Regions from separate parts of the Homo sapiens genome. Here region 1 is linked to region 2. Evidence: read pairs that join two places in POLR2A ChIA-PET (ENCODE). Cell type or tissue: Panc1. All regions are shown on one strand. Links, peaks and the distances in the headings refer to the core of each region. The heading gives the core; the rest is flanking DNA.

The links. Peaks named below come from ENCODE experiments on the same cell type or tissue, not always from the same donor. Only the 100,000 strongest peaks of a DNase experiment are listed, where the experiment ranks them.
Region 1: POLR2A ChIA-PET joins it to region 2 with 15 read pairs; 3 of 35 experiments call an interaction of 5 or more read pairs at or near these places.

What each region holds. Positions count from the first base shown.
Region 1 is chr12:111,407,159-111,419,057 of GRCh38, forward strand. SH2B3 (SH2B adaptor protein 3) reads left to right here. Exons shown (of 8, transcript NM_005475.3): 2 at 10,961-11,719. The coding sequence starts at 10,988. Among named protein-coding and RNA genes, the nearest start is that of SH2B3, 7.2 kb to the left of the region's middle. RefSeq lists a silencer at 2,799-2,948 and enhancers at 6,041-6,888, 10,509-11,208. In Panc1, for the core only: no CTCF peak of the experiment used is centred there; a DNase peak (open chromatin) is centred at 6,625; H3K4me3 peaks cover 921 bases; H3K27ac peaks cover 3,521 bases.
Region 2 is chr12:111,635,057-111,650,516 of GRCh38, forward strand. It overlaps BRAP (BRCA1 associated protein), which reads right to left. Exons shown (of 12, transcript NM_006768.5): 11 at 14,883-14,986; 12 at 7,090-9,506. The coding sequence ends at 9,143. It overlaps LOC124903020 (a long non-coding RNA gene), which reads left to right and starts at 13,902. Exons shown (of 2, transcript XR_007063463.1): 1 at 13,902-14,239; 2 at 14,519-14,780. RefSeq lists an enhancer at 363-966. In Panc1, for the core only: no CTCF peak of the experiment used is centred there; no DNase peak of the experiment used is centred there.

The DNA.
Region 1 (11,899 bases), core at 3,515-11,514, 230 kb before region 2:
CTCCTGTTTCTCTTCCCCATTCCCAGCCACAATGATGTAGGTGAGGAGGTCACTGCCTGCAGCTGGGGGCCTCCAGGGAGGGGCACGGCCAGGCTGGGCTGAGTGGGAGGAAGTGAAATCTGGTGGGGGGTTCAGAGCAGAGGCCCCGGCAAGGCAATGTCGGCAAGGCCAGCTTTGGTGGCAGGAGGGACCGAGATCTGACCCGCAGCCCCTCGCCGGGGAGATGACAGTTCCCTAACACCGGCTAGCAGCCAGGCCTCAGGGCCCCTGCCAGGGCAGTGGGCCTGTGGGTCTCCAGGGATGCAGGCGCAGGTTGTGTCTGGGTTTCCCATCACTGACCTGGCTGCCTGAGTGGAAACAGCTCTGGAGGCTCCTCGGGACCTGCCCTCGTGGAGGGAGAGCCGTCAGAGGCCACCTGGGCAGGCTGGGCTCGGAGGATGAGAGCCAGGGCCTACTGGGGGAAGTTGGAAGGGTTTTTAGTGCACTTTTCCTGAGCCTTTTCCCACTACCCCCTCTGGGAGGGAAAATCCTTCTGAGCCAAAGGGTGAGCATTCCTAGAACTTTTGTGAGTCCCTGTGGGCCACAGAGCGGCCAGCTGGGAAGGGGCTGGCTCAGAGCATCAGCAGCTGGGGGCTCAGGGTCTGCAGGGGCTCAGCAGGAAGTGGAGGAGGATAGTGAGGAGGGTCCTGGAGACTGTGCTTTGCTACTCCTATTGCCTTCGTTCAGCTGAAGGCGTGGGCAAGTGACTCTGCCCTCAGTTTCCCTCTGTGTAAAATGGGGGAGTAACAGGTTTGCAGTGGAGATTTAATGAGCCAGTGTGTAATGAGCACCTGCTGCCTGGCAAAGAGAGGTTCAGTTGCAGGTGGTGGTGGTGGTAGTGGTGATTTTATCATTGCCTTCATTAGTGTTACTGTTATTGGCTATGAGGTGTTCCTTCAGTAGTCTCCCTTGAGCATCTCTTGCATACATAGCACTGGAATTTCCTGGGTCTTTGGGAGCAGAATTTTGAAGATCTGGGCACTTCCTTAGCTATAAGGCCTTGCTTAACTGCCCCACCTCAGTTTCCTCATCTGTGAAATGGGTGTGCTAATAGTACCTACTTCCTAGAGTCATGGGAACCATGAATGAGTGAATTCACAGTGTCCAGAGTGGCTTGGTCAGGAGGAAGAGAAGAAGTAGCCTTGGGGCCGGAATGATCTTTTTTGTTGTGGGTGTTAGCTCTGCTGGCTTTCTTTCCTCATCCCCCCACCCCCACCCCCATGCCTCTCAAACCTGGGCCTGATCCTCCTTCTCCGATAAATAGAACTTTTGAGTACAAATCAGATCCCACAGGACTGCTGGGCCCTTGGATTTCTGGCTCCCGCTGTGCCACCCCCAGACATTCTCCATATCCCAGGTGGAGCAGAGCTGGAGGCACTTGGAGGGACCTCCTCGCTGCCAGTCTCAGTGCCACCTGTCTGTGGTGAGGGGAGACCGGGTGCCCTCCCCAGCCAAGGTGGGGAGGGTCAGTGAAGGGGGTCTCAGGGACATAGTAGGGAGCTGTCCCACAGTCTGGGCCAATACAGCTCCTTTTGCTGGAAACACCTTTGGGACCCAGTTTACATGACCCCACACCCTTCTGAGGGCTGGTGTTCATGAGGGTCTCCCATTGCTGGGGATCCTTGGGTTGATCACTTAAGCTCTCTGAGGCAATTGAGACAACATCTGTGAAAGGCTTTAACAGCTGTGCACTTGCTGTGACATGGCACATAAGGCACTGAGCGCTGAGCCTGGCACTCAATTAACAATAGTAGATATTATTGCTATTAATAAAACAAGAGGCTTTTCCTGCTAAATTCCCACTTCTCCCTGGTAGCAGTATGGACTTTGGGGCCAAATCTGGGCTCTGCCAGCTTCCAGGTGTGAGGTCCTAGGCAGGTTACCTGGCTTCTCTGATCTGGACCTCGCCTGCCCGATGGAAGCCAAGAGTTCCAGCCTCCCCAGGGTTGGGTGTGTGAAGTACAGTGTCAGGACTGGAACTGTGTTGGCTGTACTTGCTCTGGCTGTGTGATCTTGGGCTGGTCCCTTAGCCTCTCTGAGCCACAGGTCTTTTTGTCTATGAAATAGGGGGGTTGCCAACTCCCTGTTAGGGTGGTTTTGAGAAAAGGAGGCATGCACAGTGCCCGGCATGCAATTGGCACTCAATAAGTGCAAGCCATTGCTGTTCATGCCCAATAGGGGCTGGCACTTAATTGCCAGGTTTCCTGGGAAAACGGTCCCCAAGGGCCCGCGGGCGTTCAGCATCTTTGACGAGGCAGGGCAGGAAGCCGCTGCCGTCTGGCAGACCGGAGACGCCTGCCTCGGCGAGTCCAGAGGTGCAGTGCTAGCTGCTCATTCCCTGCAAGGCCCCATTCCTCACTACCCACCCTTCCCAAGGAAACTGAGGCGGGCAGGCTGCCCAGGGGAAGTGACTCAGCCGGGGTCACTTGCTGAGTCAGGCCTTATTGGACCCAGGAGTCCTGCACCCCACCTCCCCAGCTTCCCGGGGCTTGAGATCCCTTGGAGACTGAGCAGGTCCTGAGGCCTGGCAGCAGGACCAGGCCACCACTGGACATCTGCTCAATGGGGCCCTGCTGCCGGGGTGACAAGCATCCCTCTACCAGGGCTCCAGGGTTCTGCTGGCCACCACTAGCCATCCTTCCTCCCAGCAGGGGCAGAGGACACTTCCCCAGGGGAACAGGTCCTCCTGGTGCCCCCCCACTCCCCGCCCCAGCCGGAAACCCGGCAGCTGAGCAGTTAGATAGAAGATTTTTCCTCCCACGCCACCCTGTCAGGGGTCGGCCAGCAGGGCCGGGCCACAGGCTTCCTTGTGAGCCAGGCCTGGAGCCCCTGGGGGCCCACCCGGATGTGGCTACCCCCCGGCTGGCCAGTGGGGAGCCGGCTGCTGCCCAGGACATGTGTCCCCAGGGAGGCCTGGGAGGAAGGAAGTCTATGCCCTCCTCACAGGGGCTGACTCACAGGCGCCCAATGGGGGGCCCCAGCTGGGAGACTGGGAATGTGATCAATCAGGGAGGTGGACACACAAGGGGACCTCTGACATGGGATCTGCCCTTTCAGAGCTCACACACTGGTGTCATCTCAAGGAGGAGAGGCCCAGAGAGGGCAGTGTATGCTGCGAGAGGCGAGGTAATTGAGGGCTTACGCATGTCCCTCCTGATGTCCCCAAGTAGCACGTGGGGAGGAGGTTCACCCACAGGCTGCCCTCCTAGGGTCTCCCCTGTCTGCCCTCAACCCAGAGGCAGTGAAAGGAAGAAGCCACGGCCTTGGGATGGGGGGCGTGCGGGATTCTGATGGTGCTGCCTCTCCGCAGGGAGATGGTTCTTGGCTTTCCCTACCTCCTGAAACCTAGCTGGGGCGGTGGCTGGGATGTCAGGCTGGCGGTGTGGGCAGAGGAAGCCAGAGGACATTTCCTGTTCTGGCAGACTGTGCTGGCCTGATAAATGTCCCCGGGGCACAAGGTGACCCCAGCAAGGGTGCATCAGTGTCCAGCCAGCTGCCCCGTGGCCTGGGGTAGAACCCACCTCTCTGCCTCCCCAGGGACCCTGCCTTCGCCCCCTGCTTCCCGTGGGCATCTCTGCGTCTGGCAACTTGAATGCTGTGAAAGGGCAGCAGGCCGCCTGCCAGGCAGTGTGTGTCAGAATCCCACAACTCTCTGGGCCTCCTTAGGCCACAGGGTCTGGACTCTATGAACAGTTGGTGCTAGGCATGGGGAAGATAGAAATGTTCCTTGTGGCCTAGATTCAACCAGGAGGCCTCCCTGGAGGAAGTGTCCCCTCTGAAGGTGTGAGACTTCCTGCCTATATCTGTGAGCTGGGGCAGGGGAGAGTGGAGGCTCTGGACTGGCCCAATTTAACTTCATTTACCACACTTTAAGAAATCTTCCCCAGGCTGGGAGCAGTGGTTCACACTTGTAATCCCAGCACTTTGGAAGGTCAAGGTGGGAGGATCACTTGAGCCCAGGAGTTTGAAACCAGCCTGGGCAGCATAGTGAGACCCTGTCTCTACCAAAAAAAAAAAAAAAAAACTGGGTATGGTGGCACATGGCTGTGGTCCCAGATACTTGGAAGGACTGCTTAAACCCACAAGGTCATGGTTGCAGTGAGCTGTGATCATGCCACTACACTCCAGCCTGGGTGACAGTCAGACCTGTCTCAAAGAAAGAAAAAAAAAAAAAAATCCTCCCCAAGCCTCAGCAGGGGAATTCCTACCATGGATAAAGGCTTTCTCTGCATGTGGGCCTGATCATTAAAAGGAAAATTTCAGCCTCCCGAATTATACTATTATCCAGGGTGATTAGATAGAGGAGAGGCTGAGAAGCCCTGATCTCAGCGGGGCATGGATTAAGGGGACCCCACAGCTCAGCCAGGTTCCCAGCGATTCAAGGTCCTGCGATTTCTCACCGACTTGGTGGCTCCAGGGTGCCTGGGGCTGGCTGTGCTTCTTGGGGAGCACCAGGTACCACTGCTGCTTCGAGGCCCTCAATAGCCCTTTGGTGGACCCGGTTGTGTTCTGAGCTTGGGGTCCTGAGATGCAGACACCCCCCAGCCCCAGCTGGTGGGCGTGCAGCTAGCTGCCTTCATGTATTTGCTGCAGGGAGGGAATTGGGGGTGGGGGACAAGGATGCACCAGGCTGAGTTATTCCTTCTGCACATCATCCTGCCCCTCACCTGGCTGCAGGATTTGGGGAAACCCTGGAGACCCCCATAGCTGGGAGGTTCCTGCCCCAGAAGGAAGCCTGAGCAGGTGAGGGGGGTCTCCTGGGTGCTAGGGCCCCTCTGTGGGGAAGGTGGTTTATTTCTCTGGCTGACCAGGCTCCCCCGAAGCTCTGTGCTGGGATAGAAGTGTCCCAAAGACACCCTGCCCCCAACTCATACCCTACAGTCGAAGCCTGAGGGCCCCAGGTCCCCCTGGCGTGATCATCATTGCTTCCTGTCCACAGCTTGTCAGCCCCTGATCCCAGGGTTGTCACCATCTGATCAATTGCTTTTTCTCTGAGCCTGGCACATAGTAAGCACTCAATAAACGCCACTGCCTGGGCCAGGGTCAGGGAGGGATCCACCTTCCTGTGGCCTGGCTGCCCTCCTGGCCAAAAAACCTCCCTGGTACAGTCCCTTCCATAGCTTGGGCTACAGCTGACTGCTCTGGGCTGGCAACTTCCTGCCCGGAGCAGCCTGAGCAGCCGCCTCTCCCCTGAGAAGATCTTTTGTTCCAGCTCCCCATGACGCCCCGAGCCCAGCCCATGAGGCAGGCCCCCCTGTGGCTTCCCATGGCGGGCGAGCCTGACTCCGAGGCTGGAGCTCTTTTCTAACAGTGATAGTAAGAAAATAGCAGCAGCCACTTATGAGCCCCATGCCAAGCACACTGCAGACATCAGTTCTTTTTTTCTTATAGAGATATGGTCTGCTTCTGTCACTCAGGCTGGAGTGCAGTGGTGTGATCACAGCTCACTGCAGCCTCGACCTCCTGGGCTCAAGCAGTCTTCCCGCCTCAGCCTCCTGAGTAGCTGGGACTACAGGCCCAGCCACCATGCCAGGCTAATTTTTTTGTATTTATAGTAGACATAGGGTTTCATCATGTTGCCCAGCTTGGTCTCGAACTCTGGGGCTCAAGCAATCCTCCCGCCTTGGCCTCCCGAGGTATTGAGATTATAGGTGTGAGCCACTGAGCCCAGCCTCTCATTTTTGTTTTCTTCCTTTTGCCCTGTGACAGTTTTCCTGATCATTGGTGGGTTTGGGACCTGGACAGAGCTACTGCCGACTCCTGACTCCAGCTGGAGCTGAATGAGACTTTTATATTCTCTCCTCTGGGACTCACTCATTCATCCAATAAGCATTCATTGGGAAGTGAGCCCTTCTTGTGTGCATTTAGGCACTGATCAGACATTTTGGGGGTCCCTTCTGTGTGGGGGTCTCTATAATCACTAGCTATGGGGCCGCTCTGTTTCAGCTTCCCCATCTGTAAAATGGAAGTAATCGTTGGACCTACCTCCTAGGGCTGTTAGGAACCTTGGAAGAGGTAATATTTTGTAAAAGTAGTTAGAAAAATGCCTGATATGATCTTGGCATGGTGCCATGAGCCTGTAGTTACAGCTACTCTGGAGGCTGAGGCAGGAGGATCTCTTGAGCCCAGGAGTTCGAGGCAGCAGTGAGCTATGATTGTGCCACTGCACTCCAGCCTGGAAGACAGAGTGAGACCCTGTCTCTAAAAAGAGAAAGAAAAATGTCTGATGTGTAGCAGACGCTCAGTAAATGCCATTGTTCTTATGGGAGGACTGGTGGAAGGGGCCCAATGAGGGGGGTTCCCAGCCGTTGCCTGGGCAGTGAGGGACCTGGAGTGGGCGCAGCTGTTTTGAGGAAGGCTCCTGCCAGGGTTTGGCCCTGCAGTTGGGCTTCAAGACTCTGACATACAGGACTGTGCGGAAGGTAGGACGGCCCAGGGGGCGGGGGAGGTTGGTTCATGCTGGTTGCCACGCATCTGCCGGGAGAGCAAGAGTTTGCAAATCCAACTGATCTCTTGCATTCATATGTTCATTCATTCAAGAGGCATTCATTGAGCTCCTGCTGTATGCTAGGAGCTGGAGATGAAGCAGGGAATGACTCATGGAACTCAGTCTGTTGGAGAGATAGTCACTAATAAAAGCATCCTGTCAAGTGATAATGTGTGACCAGTGTGCTGAAGGTCAAGTTCAGTTGGGAGCTCAGAAGAGGCTTCTCTTATGTGCAATTGGAAGCAGACAGGGCAGAGGGAATGGCTCATGCCAACACCCACAGGCAGCTGGCGTGACTAGCGGCAGATCGTGTAGGTGGGGCAGGAGCCTGGGTCTGGAATCACAGCTCTCTGGGCATCCTCCAAGCCACGAGGGCAGCGCCTGTCTCACCTGTGTCAAGGCTGGGTGTGGGGAACAGTAGGATTGACCAAGAACAGGTGCCCTTATGCAGGGGTTAGACCCTCCCCCCTTCAGGGACAGGAAGAACATGGTGGCCAAGGGCAGATGTGGCCCCTCCCTCTCCCTTCCCATCTGCCTGACAGCTTTTAGTGACTACTTACTGTGTGCAAAGTACCTACTGTGTGCGGGTCCCAAGGACCCTGTGATGTACAAAACTGTCGACTGTAGCAGGGCACGGTGGCTCATGCCTGTAATCCCAGCACTTTGGGAGGCCAAGGTGGGAGGGCTGCTTGAGCCCAGGAGTTTGAGACCAGCCTAGGCAACATAGTGAGACCCCATCTCTACAAAAAATACAAAAATTAACCAGGTGTCGTGGTGTGTGCCTGTAGTCTTAGCACTTTGGGAGGCCAAGATGAGGATAGCTTGAGCCTGGGAGGTCTAGGCTGCGGTGAGCCATGATTATGCCACTGCACTCCAGCCTGGGTGACAGAACAAGACCCTGTCTCAAAAAAAAAAAAAAACATTGTCGACTCTGCATGGCCCCCTTCCATCGAGGGCAGAGGCACCTACTTGTGCTTTTTGGGGTTTCTTGTGGAGATCGGCTGTGGGGGTTCCACCATGGCCTCATGTGACAGGGGCACCCTTTGTTGCCACTGCCCTGCAGACATGCCCAGCGGGACATGGCCACATGCAGAGACGGTGCCTGTGGAGGGGTGTGTGGCAGAGAGAACCCCATTTGTAGGTTCGCATCTCCACCTTGCATTCCCTTTCATGGGTTCCTTACAAGGTGGATGCCATGCTGCCACCTGGTTGGCAGATGAGGAAATCCAGGTTCAGAGAGGTTGAGTCAGGCATCAGGAGCCACACAGCCAATACGTGTCCCCCTTTGTAATGTGAGCCCTGGGAGAGCAGTGTTCGTCTGTGCTGTTCACCGTGGTATCTCAGGGCCTAGCCTGGTGTCTGGCACACAGTAGGCCCTCAGTAACACCTGAAGAGAGGATGAAGGAGGGCGTGATTGGAGGCAGCAAATGTACCCAGGCCCCTGTGGCTCTGTAGCTTGTGTTGTGCAGCCACTACCCCTGCCCAGGGAGGGAGTCACTGGAGTGGCACTGCTGTTCATTCAGGGTGTGCTGATATCAGGGATCTGGGGCCCAGTTTTGTGCCTGAGTAGGGAGAGCATTTCTTCTCCATCTTGAAGAGCGACATGGATATGTGGTCTCCAGCAGGGGCCCAGGCCCAGCGAGGGTCAGGAGGAAGGAAGGATGGTGCCCACAGAGGTCCCAACTGTTCTGCACCGTGGACAGCAGAGGGGTGGGGGGTCTCAGTGCCATTCTGGTGATGTTGTGCCTAAGGAAAGGCCCTCTGGCCATGGGAGGAGAAGGATGCCCCAGTTGAGATGGGCAGGCAAAGGTCTGCTAGTCCTGAGGGTCCCCTGTCAGTGCAGGAAATCCCTCTGGACCCCCGTGACTTTTGTTAATTTATTCCTTTTTATTTTTTGTTTTATATTTATTTTTGTTTTTGTTTTTGTGTGTGTGATTTTTTTTTTTTTTTTTTCCAGGACAGAGTCTCGCTCTGTCACCCAGGCTGGAATGCAGTGGCATGATCTCAGCTCGTTGCAACCTCTGCCTCCCAGGTTCAAGTGATTCTCCTGCCTCACCCTCCCGAGTAGCTGGCATTACAGGCACACACCACCACACCCAGCTAATTTTTGTATTTTTAGTAGAGGCGAGGTTTCACCATGTTGGCCAGGCTGGTTTCGAATTCCTGACCTCAGGTGATCCACCCACCTAAGCCTCCCAGAGTGCTGGGATTACAGGTATGAGCAGCTGCCCCCGGCCCATTTATTTATGTATTTATTTATTTATTTATTTATTTAGAGACGGAGTCTCGCTCTGTTGCCCAGGCTGGAGTCCAGTGGCGTGATCTCGGCTCACTGCAAGCTCCGCCTCCCGGGTTCATGCCATTCTCCTGCCTCAGCCTCCCCAGTAGCTGGGACTACAGGTGCCTGCCACCACCCCCCGCTAATTTTTTTGTATTTTTACTAGAGATGGGGTTTCACCGTGTTAGCCAGGATAGTCTTGATCTCCTGACCTCGTGATCTGCCTGCCTCGGCCTCCCAAAGTGCTGGGATTACAGGCGTGAGCCACCGTGCCCGGCCCTATGTTTATTTTTTAGACACCAATAATATACTCTCACCGCAACATGGAAATAACAACAATGTCAGCCAGTCTTTATGAAGCATTTTCTACGTTCTAGGGCTTTACAGCTATCAATTCATGCTCATAATATGCCTATGAAGTAGGCATGATCATGGTTCCCCTCTTACAGATGGAGAAACTGAGGTAGAGAGTAATCATGTAAGTCACTTAAGGTCCCATAACTAATAAGTTGTTGCTGGTTTTTTTTTTGTTTTTTTGTTTTTTGTTTTGAGACGGGGTCTTGCTCTATCACCCAGGCTGGAGTGCAGTGGCACCATCTCAGCTCACTGCAACCTCCACCTCCTGGATTCAAGCATTTCTCCTGCCCCAGCCTCCCAAGTAGCTGGGACTACAGGCGCCCGCCACCACAGCCGGCTAATTTTTGTATTTTTAGTAGAGATGGGGTTTCACCACGTTGGCCAGGCTGGTCTCTAACTCCTGACCTCAAGTAATCCACCTGCCTCGGCCTCCCAGAGTGCTGGGATTACAGGCATGAGCCACCGCGCGTGGCTGGTGCTGGGATTTGAACCCACATTCCAGAATCTGTGTTCTTAGCCATCCTTGCTAGAGATAAGCAGTAACAGGCTTCTTGGTTACTTCCCCACCATCCCCACATCCCAATTCTGATTCCTCCCCAGAGGTACCCACTGTTTCAGGATGAGTTTGCTTCTGCCAGACCTTTCTTGCCCACCATTTACAAAATGTTTGTGTACACATAAACATTAGTAGTTTGGTTTTATGTATGTTCATGTAAATGGGATTGTCTAGGGTGTCTTGTTCTGCCGTTTGCTTTTTCGCTTAGTGAATAGCCCTGGAGCTCTCCCAGAGGTGGTGGGGTGGGTCTTCCTCACTCTTTCCCCCTGATGCAGTCTTCCAGCCTATAGATGGGCCAGATTCTTTCACTAGTCTCCAGCTGGTGGGCATTTAGGTTGTTTCTAGTTTTTCCCCATTATAAACGTTTTAGCAGGAAATATGTAGCAGGGAGCAAGTATTTCTCTTGAATACTTAAAAGTGGGATTCCTAGAGCCTGATTGCTCTGGCTAGGACTGTCAGTACTGTGTTAAATAGAAGTGACCAGAGTGGGCATCCTTTTCTCATCCCTGGCCTTAAAGGAAAAGTTGTCAACTTTTCACCATTAAGTACAATGTTAACTGTGTGCTTGTCATATAGGGCCTTTATTTTATTTATTTATTTATTTATTTATTTATTTTTTGAGACAGAGTCATTCTGTTGCCTGGGCTGGCGTTCAATGGCTGATCATGGCTTACTGCAGCCTTGACTTCCTCAGGCTCCCAAGTAGTTAGGACTACAGGTGCACGTGCTGCAATGCCAACTCATTTTTGTGTTGGTTTTTTTGGAGAGATGGGCTTTCACCATGTTGCCCAGGCTGGTCTCAAACTCCTGGGCTCAAGTGATCCTCCTGCCTCAGCCTCCCAAAGTGCTGGGATTACAGGCCTGAGCCTCCGACCTCAGCCTTTATATAGGGCCTTCAGTGTGTTGAGGTACAACATACCATCTATGCTTAATTTGTTGAAAATTTTTATCATAAAGATATGTTGAATTTTGTCAAATACTCTCTCTGCATCTATCGAAATGATCATATGGTTTTTGTACTTCAAAAGCAGGATTCCAGAGTCTAGAATCAATTCTGCCAAATTGGCCATGCCCCTTACAGAATGCCACTTGGTAGGGGAGTGCATGTTTCCCTGCATCTTCACCAGCACTGGGTGTTATGGTCGCGTTGGATTTCTGCTGTGGTGCCCGGTGTGTAATGGGGCCTACACCTGCTTGCCCACCTGCTTACTCCTTGTCGCCCCCCCACCCACGTGTCTTTCAGCCCGGCCGCACCACCTGGGTCTCCGCCATGAACGGGCCTGCCCTGCAGCCCTCCTCGCCCTCTTCCGCGCCCTCAGCCTCCCCGGCGGCGGCCCCGCGGGGCTGGAGCGAGTTCTGTGAGTTGCACGCCGTAGCGGCGGCCCGGGAGCTGGCCCGCCAGTACTGGCTGTTCGCCCGGGAGCATCCGCAGCACGCGCCGCTGCGCGCCGAGCTGGTGTCGCTGCAGTTCACCGACCTCTTCCAGCGCTACTTCTGCCGCGAGGTGCGCGACGGACGGGCGCCGGGCCGCGACTACCGGGACACAGGCCGTGGGCCCCCAGCCAAGGCCGAGGCGTCCCCGGAGCCAGGCCCCGGCCCCGCCGCCCCTGGCCTGCCCAAGGCCCGCAGCTCTGAGGAGCTGGCCCCGCCGCGGCCGCCCGGGCCCTGCTCCTTCCAGCACTTTCGCCGCAGCCTCCGCCACATCTTCCGCCGCCGCTCGGCCGGGGAGCTGCCAGCGGCCCACACCGCTGCCGCCCCCGGGACCCCCGGAGAGGCTGCTGAGACCCCCGCCCGGCCTGGCCTGGCCAAGAAGTTCCTGCCCTGGAGCCTGGCCCGGGAGCCGCCACCCGAGGCGCTGAAGGAGGCGGTGCTGCGCTACAGCCTGGCCGACGAGGCCTCCATGGACAGCGGGGCACGCTGGCAGCGCGGGAGGCTGGCGCTGCGCCGGGCCCCGGGCCCCGATGGCCCCGACCGCGTGCTGGAGCTCTTCGACCCACCCAAGGTAAGTAAGCCCTGCCCGCGGGGTTGCGCACTGCACTGCGCCCTTCGCCTTCACCCTGGGGAGAGCGCGGGCTGGGGAGGTGTGATGGCTTTCCAGCTGGTGGCCACAGAGTGTCCAGAGGGAACTAGGCCCTCTTAAAAAAGAACTTTTAGGCCGAGTGCAATGGCTTATGCCTGTAAT
Region 2 (15,460 bases), core at 2,952-10,951:
GCATAGTGGCACGCTCCTGTGGTCCCAGCTACTCAGGAGGCTGAGGTGGGAGGATCGTTTAAGTCCAGGGAGGTTGAGGCTGCCATGAGCCATGATCACACCACTGCACTCTAGCCTGGGCAAGAGTGAGACCCTGTCTCTAAAAAAAAAAAAAAAAAGAAGAGAGTGAGAGGGCTGGGCACAGTGGCTCACGCCTGTAATCCCAGCACTTTGGGAGGCAAAGACAGGTGGATCACCTGAGGTCAGGAGTTTGAGACCAGCCTGACCAACATGGATGGAGAAACCCTGCCTCTATGAAAAATAAAATAAAATAATTAGCTGGGCCTGGTGGCAGGTGCCTGTAATTCCAGCTACTCAGGAGGCTGAGGCAGGAGAACTGCGTGAACCCAGGAGGCAGAGGTTGCAGTGAGCTGAGATCCCGCCATAGCACTCCAGCCTGAGTGACAAGAGCAAAACTCTGTTGCAAAAAAAGAAAAAGAGAGAGAGAATGGCCTTTATCACTTACCAGCTATGTGACCTCAGTCAGTGCTGGTCGAGTCCCATCCTGTTTCCACTGCGCCCTAGTTTCTTGCTGTGTAAAATGGGTTCACCGTAGGACCTGACAGGATTGTTGTGAGGACTGGATGAAACATACAAGGCAAGTGCTCAGCACAATGACTGGGCGGTAGGTTGTGTGAGCTAGCAGTGTAATCAAACACATCAAAACCGCAGGACAGGGCTTACTTCCATTTTTCATTCTCAGCAAGTGCAAAGGGGCTATCTCGGCTCTACGTCCTACTAAAATCCAACACAGGTTTGGGGTCTCTAGATTACCGCTCTGGCTTGCCTGATTAGGACAACCAGTGCTGGAAAAGAGGCCCCTCATAGGGATGTCCTGCTGGGATTTTCCTAGTCCACTTGGGTTCACACACGCTAACGGTAATCCAGTGAGGCTCATTAGCATCCCTTACCTCCCTTCCCACGAGAATGTTATGTCAGAAGGTGAAAAGGAAACTTTTTAAAGAGTTAACCAAAAAGGCAGCCCTCTCCTGTGGGCCATAACGGAGCTAACCGAGAAGGAGGAAGGGATGGTGTGGATGATTTCTTGGGGGGACTGTTCTGTTTTTGAAAGCGGTGGAGCATTCTGATTGACAATGGTGAGGGGCAGAGGGGCCGCAGTGAGAAGAAAAGGACAGGAGTGAGCCGTAGCATTACTCTAGCCAAACAGAGCCAGGAATCTCGCCAACGAGAAAGTGCAGGATTGGCAGCAACCGAGAGATCCCGCATGGACTTTTAGGAAAGATTCTAGGCCACAGCACGGGGCCTCCTCCGTCTCAGCCAGGATAATTCTGGCATCAGCCCCCGGCCCAGGCGTGTTCCCACATAATTGAAGTCGAATGTGCTGGGGGAGAGGCCTCCGCATTCCTCCTGGCTGTGGAATCCTCAGTGCCCTGCAGTTGGCCCTGTTTGGGATCAAAGCCAGTTCGTGTTGATTTTCCGCAGCATGGAAACAAATGCGACGAAGCTGTTTTCCTGAGGCAGGCATTTTGAAAAGAGGATCTTAATTTTTTTCCCCAAGGACAGGTGGGGTGGGGAGGTGGGGGAGTGCCACGTGGCTCCTCTCTTGCTGTCCCTTTTGCAAACAGTTGGGCTCATAGTGTCTGCATGAGCAGAAACTGATCAGTTAGAATATGAGTGAATACAGCTACAGCTAAGGTTGCTTCTATCACAAAAGATAATTCCTAAAAAATGCTGCCGGAAGACCCTCTGGCTGCGTGTGATAAGTCACAATTTGGTTGCTCTCTGTTGGAGTGTTTCCAAGATAGCAACTCTCCTTTTTCCTCCTAAAATTTTCTGCTTACATGTCTTAACTTCTAGGTCTTTCTCTGTAATCTGTTGTGCCTGTAAAATTAATTCCTGTCCCTTCTTTTTAGTTAGCACTGAAGCCTTTTAGTGCTAAGCATTATGCTAATGATGTAAACTGATACAGGCGAGTTTCTTAAGTTGTGGAAACATCTTTATTTATTTATTTTTTTTAGACAGAGTCTCGCTCAGCCGCCCAGGCTGGAGTGCAGTGGCGTGATCTCGGCTCACTGCAACCACCGTCTCTCTGGTTCAAGTGATTTTCCCGTCTCAGCCTCCTGAGTAGCTGGGATTACAGGCACCTGACATCATGCCCGGCTAATTTTTTGTATTTTAGTAGAGACAGGGTTTTGCCATGTTGGCCAGGCTGGTCTCAAACTCCTGACCTCAGGTGATCCGCCCGCCTCAGCCTCACAAAGTGCTGGGATTACAGGCATGAGCCACCGCACCCGGCCGGAAACATCTCATTCTTTTACAGGGGACTTGAGTTCTCCCAGTTCTCTAGGGAAAACCTGAACTTTTGCCTATTGGGCCATAATCAAGGGATTGAGAATTAGAACCAGGAGTTGATATAGCTGGGAGAGCAGTGGTGCGATCATAGCTCACTGCAAGCTCGAACTCCTGGGCTCCAGAGATCCTCCTGCCTTAGCCTCCTGAGTAGCTGGGACTACAGGCATGCGCCACCCCTGGCTAATTGTTTTTAATTTTTAGTAGAGACAAGGTCTATGTTGCCCAGGCTGGTCTTGAACTCCCAGCCTCAAGCGATCCTCTTATCTCGGCCTCCCAGAGTGTTGGGATGACAGGTGTGAGCCACAGCACCTAGCCTGGGCTCTTCCTTTTTAAATTAGGAAACACATGTACCAGGAAATCTGGTCTGGAACCTGCTGCTTCTTCTGGGCAAAAAAAATGGCAGAAGACATCCTCACAGAGGCCAAGTTGGAACTGTTTTTCCTATTTGGCATTTATGCTTAGTGCTGTAGATTTACTTTTACTTTTTTTTTTTTTTTTTTTTTTTGAGATGGAGTTTCACTCTTGTTGCCCAGGCTGGAGTGCAATGGCGCGATCTCTGGCTCACCACAACATCTGCCTCCTGGGTTCAAGCGGTTCTCCTGCCTCAGCCTCACGAGTAGCTGGGATTACAGGCATGTGCCACCATGCCCAGCTAATTTTGTATTTTTAGTAGAGATGGGGTTTCTCCATGTTGGTCAGGGTGGTCTCAAACTCCCAACCTCAGGTGATCCTCCTGCCTCGGTCTCCCAAAATGCTGGGATTACAGTCGTGAGACACCATGCCTGGCCTGCTTTTATCTTTTGAAAATACAACACCCAGGCTGGGCGTGGTGGCTCATGCTTGTAATCCCAGCACTTTGGGAGGCCAAGGTGGGTGGATCACTTGAGGTCAGGAGTTCGAGACCAGCCTGGCCAACATAATGAAACCCCGTCTCTACTGAAAACACAAAAATTAGCTAGGTGTGATGGTGGGGACCTGTAATCCCAGCTACTTGGGAGGCTGAGGCAGGAGAATCGCTTGAACCCAGGAGGCGGAGGTTGCAATGAGCCGAGATCCAGCCACTGCACTGCACTCCAGCCTGGGTGACAGGGCAAGACTTGGTCTCAAAAAAAAACCAAAACAAACAAACAAACAAAACACCCAGATTTATCCTGAGTGCTGTACACGTTCACGTTCTGGGATCTTGCATGTAATTTCACTCTTGGACTTCCCCTCCTGGACAAACCTCCCTGCATTTGTTTCAAGGCCATCTTGAGCTGGATCGGAAAGGAGTCTTGGGTCAGGGGATTTAGAAAAAGGTCTGAAAAGAAACAAAGCTGCTTCAGTTCACTTAGTAAGTGTGGTAATTAGCCTTAGAGTAACAAATGTTATCTGCACCAGTGCAGCTCCGTGCCAAGTACCAAAACCACATTTTCCAGATGATTCCAGTGAGTTTTTCACTCGAAGCAATTCAACATTAGGCCCTAAAGACGGCAATCATCTTGTACAAAACAAGATTGTTCATTTCTTCCTTTCATGCAGCAAGAATGCAAAATCCAGATTAAGAACCAACTGCAGAACCCCTTTCTTTCATGTCCTCCTAAGCTTCCAGAATTATAGGGAGAGACTACTCAATGTTCATGAAAAGCATACTAGCTACAATAATTCTGAAATTGTTTTGGCTTCTGGAAGTACAAGTTTCCAAATTAATGTCTGATAGACCCTATGGTCGTAAATGTCTGTGAACATGTGAGTTTCAGGAATACAAGGTAAAGAAAGGTTATCACTAAAACATGAAAAGATGGCCAGGCGTGGTGGCTCACGCCTGTAATCCTAGCACTTTGGGAGGCCGAAGCAGGCAGATCACTTGAGGTCAAGAGTTTGAGACCAGCCTGGCCAACAGGGCAAAACCCCATCTCTACTAAAAATACAAAAATTAGCCGGGCATGTAGTATGCACCTATAATCTCAGCTACTCAGGAGGCTGAGACACGAGAATCACTTGAACCCAGGAGGCAGAGGTTGCAGTGAGCTGAGATGGTGCCACTGCACTCCAGCCTGGGGGACAGAGCGAGACTCCATCTCAAAAAAAGAAAGAAAGAAAGAAAGAAGTTGTTGATTATGGCAATTAATCAGGATAAAGAGGCCAGCCCCCACTCCAGTAAAAATTAAAAGCCTTATGTAACTTCCCTGAAGTTCACTAATACCCAAATGCAAATAATGCTTTTCACTTGCTCCAGGGAGACTACAGAACAGGGTTTGGGGGAGGCCAGTGGGTGAGGGTGGGAGGTGCAAAATCAACTTCACCTTGCAGAGGAGAAGCAGACACTTGGCCTTGGCTCTAGGATAAAACTTGGGGTTCCTAAAGGACAGGCTTTTCTCCCTCTTACTGCTTCACTCTTTACTGTCAAAGCTATATCTGGGCCAGGCGCAGTGGCTCACACCTGTAATCCCAGCACTTTGGGAGGCCGAGGCAGGCAGATCACTAGAGGCCAAGAGTTTGAGACCAGCCCGGCCAACATGGCAAAAGCCCATCTCTACCAAAATACAAAATACAAAAAATACAAAAAATGGCTGAGCACAGTGGCTCATGCCTATAATCCCAGTACTTTGGGAGGCCGAGTAGGTGGATCACTTGAGGTCAGGAGTTCGAGACCAACCTGGCCAACACGGCAAAACCCCATCTCTACAAAAAATACAAAAATTAGCCAGGCATGGTGGTGTGTGCCTGTAATCCCAGCTACTTGGGATGCTGAGGCATGAGGATTGCTTGAACCCAGGAGGCGGAGGTTGCAGTGAGCTGAGATCGCGCCACTGCACTCCAGCCTGGGCAACAGAGTGAGGCTCTGTCTCAAAAAAAAAAAAAAAAGCTGCATCTGTTGGTGCAACCATTTTATAGGTATTCTGGGTCTCTATTTCAAGAATTTTCACAGGGAAGCATGAAAAGGACTGGCCAACAGAAAAGGTCTGCCACAGAATACTCGGTGGCTTCCTAAACTCGATTAAGGTGACAGCCTGGTCTCTGGGTAGTTTAAAGGACCCCCAGCACTGTTAAGGTGCAGCTGATTCTTAAGAGACTTTTAATTTCCCTTCTGCTGCCAAGAGAAGTGATGCAGCAGAGTCACTATGCAGCAGTTAATTCAGCTTTATCCTGGAGAAAATAAGAGTGACTTTTTCCTTTTTTAGATAAGCCCATGGCATCGCACAAGCCAAAATATGCCACCAGCCCAAGCAACGTGGCATCATGCATGGCAGCCAAATCTCATGGATGGTATTTGTAGCTTGTGGAGCCTGACTGTACTAGGAGAGGGGTTTCTAAACGATGACAGAAGGTTGTTCATTCGTGATTTGCCAAGTTCTCCACACTCTACTAGCTGGCTGTGGAAATCAGTTTCTCAGCCCTTTTGAGGAGGACAACTTTGCCATGCAAGCAGAGAGTGGGTAGTTGCTTCAGTGTTTATATATTGATCAATATATTCTAGCAAGTCACATTTATGACGGTTTCCCACCAAGAACAAACCCCCCCACCAAAACAATCTCAGCTTAGTGGGAAATAGTCTCAGGTGTAAAAATTGCTTTTAGTGGCTGGGTGCGGTGACTCACAACTGTAATCCCAGCACTTTGGGAGGCTGAGGCGGGTGGATCACTTGAGGTCAAGAGTTCGAGACCAGCCTCGCCAACATGACAAAACCCCATCTCTACTAAAAATACAAAAAATTAGCTGGGCATGGTGGCACATGCTATAAGCGCAGCTACTCGGGAGGCTGAGGCAGGAGAATCGCTTGAACCCAGCGGGTGGAGGTTGCAGTGAGCCAAGGTGGAGCCACTGCACTCCAGCCTGGGAGACAGAACAAGACTGTCTCAAAAAAAATAAAAAATAAAAAAATGTGCTTTTAGTTTGCAAGAGTTGTGTGCCTAGGACTTCCCTTGCCCAGTTCAGCTACTTTTCACTAGTTTGGGAACCTGGAAGAAGGGAGTGGAAAGATGAATAATCTAGATGCTCACTATATTGTTGAGGGTTTTTTTTTTTTTTTTTTTTTGAGACAAGGTCTGTTGCCCAGGCTGGAGTACAGTGGTATAATCACAGCTCACTGCAGTCTCGAACTCCTGGGTTCAAGCGATCCTCCCACCTCAGCCTCCCAAATAGCTGGGACTACAGGTGTGCAAGACCATGCCCGGCTAATCAAAAACTTTTATTATTATTATTTTTTTTGGTAGAGATTGGGTCTGGCCATGTTGCCCAGGCTGGTCTTGAACTCCTGACCTCAAGCATTCCTCCCACCTCAGCCTCCCAAAGTGGTGGGATTACAGATGTGAGCCACCGCACCCAACCAAGGGGCTGATTTTTACGTTGCTTTTTAAATCAAGGCCACTTTTTTTTTTTTTTTTTTTTTTTGAGATGGAGTCTCGCTCTGTCACCCAGGCTGAAGTGCAGTGGTGCAATCTCGGCTCACTGCAAGCTCTGCCTCCCGGGTTCATGCCATTCTCCTGCCTCAGCCTCCCAAGTAGCTGGAACTACAGGTGCCTGCCACCATGCCCAGCTAATTTTTTTTTTTGTATTTTTAGTGGGGACGGAGTTTCACCATGTTAGCCAGGATGGTCTCGATCTCCTGACCTCATGATCCGCCCGTCTCAGCCTCCCAAAGTGCTGGGATTACAGGCGCTGAGCCACTGTGCCCAGCCGACACTTTCTTAGATTATTAGAGACATGCTCCCAAGCAAATGTCAGTCAGAGACACACATTTCACACGGGGCAGAATAATTTCAAAGTTTGGCTATTTTAATTCAATTTCATTGTTCAAGGTAGTATGGGTATATTAAGTGGTTCATTTCCCTCCTGAAGAAAACAACTTCTGTCTGATGTGATTTTGTGAAATTCAAACATGACTCTTTGACTGTTTAAAAAAAAATTTTTTTTTCTTTACGTATCTTGGTAAGATTTTTTTTTTTTCTGGGACATATTTTTTGTAAACCTCCAAGTAGTTTGGAAACACTTGCCTATTTGCTCATTCCTCTGGGCACAGCCTTTCAGAGCATTTATCCCACCTGTACTGAAAAATCTGTTTTCCCAGGTGGTGGTGGGGCCACTGGATAGAAGGGATCACAGAGAAATGAGGAGTGAGCGAGCTTTGTAAACTACTTCTAATTCTCTTCATTAGTATGCTATGATCCACCCCAGCTTCTGCAAGGTCAGACATGCAAGACAAGTACTTGGCCAAAACAGCAGGATTCTAACTAGTGTAAAAATAGATTTTAAATAAAATAGAATCTCTATAGGAAAGAGAATTAGGTTATGCTTTACATTCCCACTCTTAAGATATCTGTATATATAAGTCCAAGAGAGACTCAAAGAGTTGGTCTGCCCTAAGTAAAAATTAAGAATGTCTGAGTACATTCATTTTGCAACATTACACGTAAAGTTTTTTGGGAAATGCTGCAGCACATCCCACAAAAACAGATGGTGATTAGTGATACAGTTGATGTGCTAACAAGTAACATGTAAGACATTTAGGTCAAAGGGGATGAGGCCTAATTACAGGCTAAAAACCTATTCTGAAATGTGATCATTTGAAAACCTGTGGCTAATTATAAAGCAAAAACTAAAACCTGTTGTTTAACAATACATCTTACTAACCTATCCCTCTACCTCTTCAAGAAACTAAATTCCAACACAGGTCTTATTTTAAGTTTGCTCAATTACTGCAGGTTATAAATTATTTGACATTTATGGTTCCAGAGAGAGTACACAGCCCCTCTGTTGGCCCACACAAGCGTTATATGACTGTTCTAAAGGGGGCTCTGTTGAAATTCTAATTTTAGGATTTAGAAACAGCTTTTGGTTATATCTTGAAAGCGTAATTGAAAATCTGCCCAAGCTCCCTCTAGCTGCAACCTGAACATGCAGCCCAATATTTTGTAAACATTTAGAAAATACTAAACCCAACAAAATACACAATTAGCTAGTCAGAGGCCTCACTCTACATTTTCACACGGATGAGAAATCTCCCCACTCAGTCTTGCTAGATGCTAGGATACCCACTCTGAGATTTGAGTTTGGGAACAGCCATTAAGCCTCCTCCTTAATTGCGGTTCATAATGATGTACGAAGTCACCAAAAATAAACAGTGGAGCTGCCACCATTTTTCCTACACTGAGTCTACCCAATGTGCCCCGGGTTGTTTGTTTTTCCTGGCTGGCCCCAGAGCAAGAAGAGATGACTGCTGGTAAAGAGCCAGGGCCTGGTTTACTACCAGGCCTCTTTTCAGATAACATTCAAGCAATTCTTCCACTCCCCAGAGGAAGGGGGAGATGATAATGATATGACACTATTGCTAGGGAGTTTTCATAACTCCTTAATAGCCAATGGAAACCTCTCTTTAAAGCAGCTGTTATGCCCTCAGAGAGGTTTGGTGCTTTAGTGCTAGATAACCTTACCTTTGAGGTTACAAGAAATAACTTAACATCTTAAACCTACCCCAGAACTGAATGTCAAATACGCCAACTCCATAAATACAATGGAAAAATGCACAGCAGAGTTGGGGCTTCTACCAAGCAGGAAGGCAAAATGGTCATTAGAATGTGAGGTTAGTGAACTCTTAAGACCTTTTCGAACGCAGCGCCTTTCTATCAGCTCTCCAGTCAGCACCCTTTACATTCACTACATCACACACTAGCAAATGAAAGAGCCAAACAACTGTGGCTTGATCCTCACTTGTACTTATTAGGGCCCACCCTCACATTTAGCTGAAGGTCCCAGCACACTCTCACAGTGTCAGGGAGAACAGTCTCAGGGATGTCTGTTGCTCTGAAGGTCACTTGCCCCTCTTGCTGCGGCCCTTCCTGGAGGGCAACTTCCCACTGCCCCCCGAAGAGGCAGGGCTCGAGGCCGAGGCCATGGCGATGTTGATCTGTCCCTCCTGGATTTCCTGCCGGGTCTCGGCAGGCAGATGGTTGATCTTCTGCTGTGTCTCCAGGTAGAACATGACGTCACGCAGCTGCTCCTGGATCTCGGTGATCTGCAGATCTTTTTGGTCACAGGTCTCCTTCAGCACCCTCTCCTCCTCTTTTAGCTTGTTCTGCAGGAGGACTTGGTTGGCTCGCAAACACTTGTTCATTTCCTGCTCCTCTTTGAGCTCGTTGGTGAGTTTGGCCACTTTTGTGTTTAGCTGAGTGCACCTTTTGAAAAACAAAGGAAGACAAAAGCACATTTTTCATTTGCTGACACAGTCCCCTTTCTGCTCTGGGATTGAACAGAGAAACCATGACCTCAGAATCCCTTTAGGACAGACCCCTTTCTCCCATCGTGAGGGAGAATGGTTTTCTGCCATCGCAATCAGCTATGCAAAGCAAGAATTTTGCTCTACTTAACACAAGTGTATTTTTTTTTGAGACGGAGTTTCGCTCTTGTTGCCCAGGCTGGAATGCAATGGCACGATCTCAGCTCACTGCAACCTCCACCTCCTGGGTTCAAGCGATTCTCCTGCCTCAGCCTCCCAAGTAGCTGGGATTACAGGCACCTGCCACTATGCCTGGCTAATTTTTGTATTTTGAGTAGATATTGGGGTTCGGCATGTTGGCCAGGCTGGTCTTGAACTCCCAACCTCAGGTGATCCACCTGTCTCGGCCTTCCAAAGTACTGGGATTACAGGCATGAGGCACTGCGCCAGTCCACAAGTGTATTATTTATTTATTTATTTTTTGAGATGGAGTCTCACTCTGTTGCCCAGGCTGGAATGCAGTGGCGTGATCTTGGCTCACTGCAACCTCTGCCGCTTGGGTTCAAGCGATTCTCCTGCCTCAGCCTCCTAAGTAGCTGGGATTACAGGTGCCTGCCACTGTGCCCAGCTAATTTTTGCATTTTTAGTAGCGACGGGGTTTCACCATCTTGGCCAGGCTGGTCTGGAACTCCTGACCTTGTGATCCACCCACCTTGGCCTCCCAAAGTGCTGGGATTACAGGTGTGAGCCACCGCGTCCAGCCCACAAATGTACTTTTAAGACACTTTTTTTTAAGCATCAGAAAGTTTTCAGTAGCAGAAACTATTCTGTGACTGACGGTAAAAATTCTACTGCTTCTTTGTTTTGCAGTCAGTGGTTAAATAGGTGCCTTCGAGATGATAGCTGTGATAAGGAAGTTATGAGGAAAAGTGGCATTCTTGGAGAGTCAAGTACTCTGACTTCATTGCATTTGCTGAAGGGGAAAAAAAGGGCACTTATTCTAACCAAAGGGCTTTAGACTTGGGAGTGCCCTATTCTTGATGTCCAGTCTTACTCATAAGTAAAGAATTGCAAATGAAACCACCATTTGAGGCCAGGTGCATTGGCTCATGCTTGGAATCCCAGCACTCTGGGAGGCTGAGGCGAGAGGATCGCTTCAGTAAATGAAACAGGAAATGAGTTCGAGACCAGCCTGGGCAACAAAGTAAGACCCTGTCTCTACACAAAATCAAAAAACTTAGCCAGGTGCAGTGGCGTGCACCTGTGGTCCCAGATTTACAGGAGGCTGAAGCTGGAGGATTGCTTGATCCCAGCAGGTCAAGGCTGCAGTGAGCTGTGTTCATGCTACTGCACTCCAGCCTGAGTGACAGAACGAGATCTTGTCTCAAACAAACAACCCATACCATCTGAGACCCAGCAGAGTGGCTCATGTCTGTAATCCCAGCACTATGGGAGGCAAAAGTGAGAGGGTCACTTTGAAATCAGCCCGGTCAACATAGCGAGACACCGTCTATACAAAAGAAAAATTAAAAAACTAGCTGGGTGTGGTGATGTGCACTTGTAGACCCAGCTACTTGGGAGGCTGAGGCAGAGGACTGCTTGAGCCCAGGAATTTGAGCCTGCAGTGGGCTGTGATTGCATCACTGCACTCCAGCCTGTCTGACAGAGTAAGACCCTGTCTCAAAAAAACAACAACAAAAACCAAAAACACTCACACACAAAAACCACGAACAAAAAAACCCCACTATTTGAGATACTATTTTTATGCATCAGAACACCCAAGAGCTGAGACATGAGAAAAGAGGCACTTACACACTAGCACTGGAGCATGAACTGGTATAAACTCTTTCGAAGACAACTTGGCAATATCTATAAAAACAAAAAATTTGGGCCAGGCACGGTGGCTCACGCCTGTTATCCCAGCACTTTGGGAGGCCGAGGAGGGTGGATCACGAGATCAGGAGTTCAACATCAGCCTGGCCAACATGGTGAAGCTCCGTTTCTACTAAAAATACAAAAATTAGCCGGGTGTGGTAGCGTGTGCCTGTAATCCCAGCTACTCGGGAGGGTGAGGCAGGAGAACTGCTTGAACCCTAGAGGCGGAGGCTGCAGTGAGTCGAGATCGTGCCACTGCACTCCAGCCTGTGTGACAGAGCAAGATTCCGTCTCAAAAATAAATAAATAAAAACAAAAAATTTGCATGCCCTTTGACACAGCTATTTTACTTCTAGGAATTTATACCATAGAATAGATATACTCAGGATTAGGTAAAAAGAGACATGGAGGAAGATGCTCATTACAGTATTGCTTATAGTAGTGTGAGATTTGACACAACTTGACACAATCAATAGGAACCTGGTCAAAATCATTATGCAGGCCAGGTGCAGGGCTCATGCCTATAATCCTAGCATTTTTGGAGGCCAAGACAGGATCAAGGAGGAGGATCACTTGAGGCTAAGAGTTCAAAACCAGCCTGGGCAATATGGCAAGACCCCGTCTCTACAAAAAAATTTTCAATTGGGCAGACATGGTAGCACACACCTGTAGTCCTAGCTACTCAGGAAGCTCAGACTAGGAGGACCACTTGAGCCCAGTAGCTGGAGGTTGCAGTGAACTATGATTACGCCACTGTACTCTGGCCTAGGCAACACAGCAAGACCTTATTTCAACAACAACCACCACAACAGAAATCATTATAGTACATCCATACAATTAAACAGCATGCAGATGTTACAAAGATCAGGATAGATTTAGATGTGCTAGTATGAAAAAAAATCCAAAAACATATTTTATCAAAAAGAATACCTAGATTCTATTTTTGCAGAGAAAAGATTATGCATGTGAGATATTTATGTGGGCAGAGCTAAACATCTAGAAGAAGAAATATTCACTGGTACTGGTTAATAATGGTTAACACTAGATAGCAGGATCTAGAGGGTGAAAAAGAACTTCCAGTTTTTGCAGGGTGTGGTGGCCCATGCCTGTAATGGTAAAACAGTCTCTGCAAAAAATTAGCCAGAGGCCAAGCACGGTGGCTCACGCCTGTAAAACCAGCACTTTAGCAGGCGGATCACCTGAGGTCGGGAGTTTGAGACCAGACTGACCAACATGGAGAAACCCTGTTTCTACTAAAAATACAAAATTAGCCACGCATGGTGGTGCATGCCTGTAATTCCAGCTACTTGGGAGGCTGAGGCAGGAGAATTGCTTGAACCCCGGAGGCAGATGTTGCAGTGAGCCGAGATCACACCATTGCAGCCTGGGCAACAAGAGCGAAACTCCGTCTCAAAAAAAAAAAGAAAAAAAGAAAAAAAAATTAGCCAGGGGTGGTGGTGCACAGCTGTAGTCCAGTTACTTGGGAGGCTGAGGTGGGAGGATCACCTGAGCCTAGGGAGGTGGAAGATGTAGTGAGCTGGCCGAACACAGTGGCTCAAGGCTGTAATCCCAGCACTTTGGGAGGCTGAGGAGGGCGGATCATGAGGTCAAGAGATCGAGACCATCCTGGCCAACATGGTGAAACCCCGTCTCTACTAAAAATCCAAAAATTAGCTGGGTGTGGTGGTGTGCTCCTGTAGTCCTAGCTACTCGGGAGGCTGAGGCAGGAGAATCACTTGAATCCGGGAGGCGGAGGTTGCAGTGAACTGAGATCGCTCCACTGTACTCCAGCCTATTGCGCCACTGCACTCCAGCCTGGCGACAGAGCAAGACTCTCTCTAAAAATAAAGATGGGCTGGGCACGGTGGCTCACGCCTGTAATCCAAGCACTTTGGGAGGCCAAAGCGGGTGGATCATGAGGTCAAGAGATCGAGACCATCCTGGCCAACATGGTGAAACCCCGTCTCTACTAAAAATACAAAAATTAACTGGGTGTGGTGGTGTGCTCCTGTAGTCTTAGCTACTCGGGAGGCTGAGGCAGGAGAATCACTTGAATCCGGGAGGCGGAGGTTGCAGTGAACTGAGATCGCTCCACTGTACTCCAGCCTATTGCGCCACTGCACTCCAGCCTGGCGACAGAGCAAGACTCTGTCTAAAAATAAAGATGGGCTGGGCACGGTGGCTCACGCCTGTAATCCAAGCACTTTGGGAGGCCAAAGCAGGTGGATCATGAGGTCAGGAGATCGAGACCATCTGGCTAACACGGTGAAACCCCATCTCTACTAAAAATACAAAAAAATTAGCTGGGCATGGTGGCAGGCACCTGTAGTCCCAGCTATTGGGAGGCTGAGGCAGGAGAATGGCGTGAACCCGGGAGGCGGAGCTTGCAGTGAGCCGAGATCGCGCCACAGCACTCCAGCCTGGGCAACAGAGCGAGACTCCGTTTCAAGAAAAAAAAGATGTAGTGAGCTAAGGTTGTGCCACTGTACTCCAGCCTGGGTGACAGGGAAAGACCCTGTCTCCAAAACAACAACAACAACAACAAAAAAAACCCGTCCGGTTTTTACTTTGTATTCTTTAACACAGTTGTTCAATTTGTTAGGGTGCTGAAAGTATAGGGTAATTTTTAAGTTTTACGTCTATTAATTTTGTAGTGTTGTTTTTACAATAGCTTAACAAAATTTTATTTTTGTTGAGACAGGGTCTCGCTGTTGCCCAGGCTGCAGTGCAGTGGTGAGATGTTGGCTCACTGCAGCTTCTGCCTCCCAGACTCATGTGATCCTCCTACTTCAGCCTCCTGAATAGCAGGGACTACAGGTATGCGCCACCATGCCCAGCTCATTTTTGTATTTTTAGTGGAGATGGGGTTTTACCATGTTGTCCAGGCTGGTCTTGAATTCCTGGGCTCAAGCAACCTGCCTGCCTCAGCCTCCCAAAGTGCTGGGATTACAGGCGTAAGCCACCATGCCTGGCTGGTAATTTCAATCAGTAGCAACTATCTTCCCAAATAACAGTAAATAAGGAATGTTATCGCCATGCTGTTCATGAGTTTTTTGCTCCATATTCAACATCTCTTGCCTTTAACTCCTGCCCAAGGCCACAGCATAGAACATCTCCAGCTTAGACACAGTCTCGTTCCTAACTGCCAGTTCTCAGCCACAATGGCTCAAAGAAGCCGAAGGCTCTGGATGGAAGAAAATTGCTTTCCACAGGCAAAAATGGAAGATATCTGCACACACTGCAAGTGCACAGACATCAGAAGAGAGCACTGCATTCCACATGGCATCCATCTGGTATGAAACCCCGCATTTTTTAATAAACGAGAAGCCTGTTCCATATATAGGGAGACTCCTGAAAACCTGGTGATACATATATTTGAAAATGAGGGTGTTTCCATAGGAATGAAAGAAACTGTCTGTTTATAGAGCCTGTTACAACAGAATAGACCGATTATACCTACTTTCTTTCCACAGACTGCTTTTCTTTTAGGAGATCATTTAGTTTGTGCTCTAGATTATCACACTTCTCAATTGTTTCTTTAAACTTGGTCTTCATGTTGTTAATCTGAAAGAGCAAAGAGAAATCAGATTCATTTCACAAAGGTAATGTGGTGTGCTCTTTGGGACCAACATCATATTTTTCCCCCCAATTATCTGTATATAACTTTGACAAACCAAAATTAGAGAAGGTGAGATATGGCAGTTTCCAGGCAGGGGAAAAAAATAAAGAAAAGGTGAGGTAATCATTTGAAAGAATTTCTGTAATAGGATTAAAAATGCCGGGAAATCTTTTTTTTTCTTTTTTTGAGCCAGAGTCTCGCTCTGTCGCCCAGGCTGGAGTGCAGTGGGATGATCTTGGCTCACTGCAACCTCCCGCTCTTGGGTTCAAGCAATTATCCTGCCTCAGCCTCCCAAGTAGCTGGGACTACAGGTGCCTGCCACCACGCCCGGCTAATTTTTGTATTTTTAGTAGAGACAGGGTTTCATCATGTTGGCCAGGCTGGTCTCGAACACCTGACCTCAGGTGATCCACCTGCCT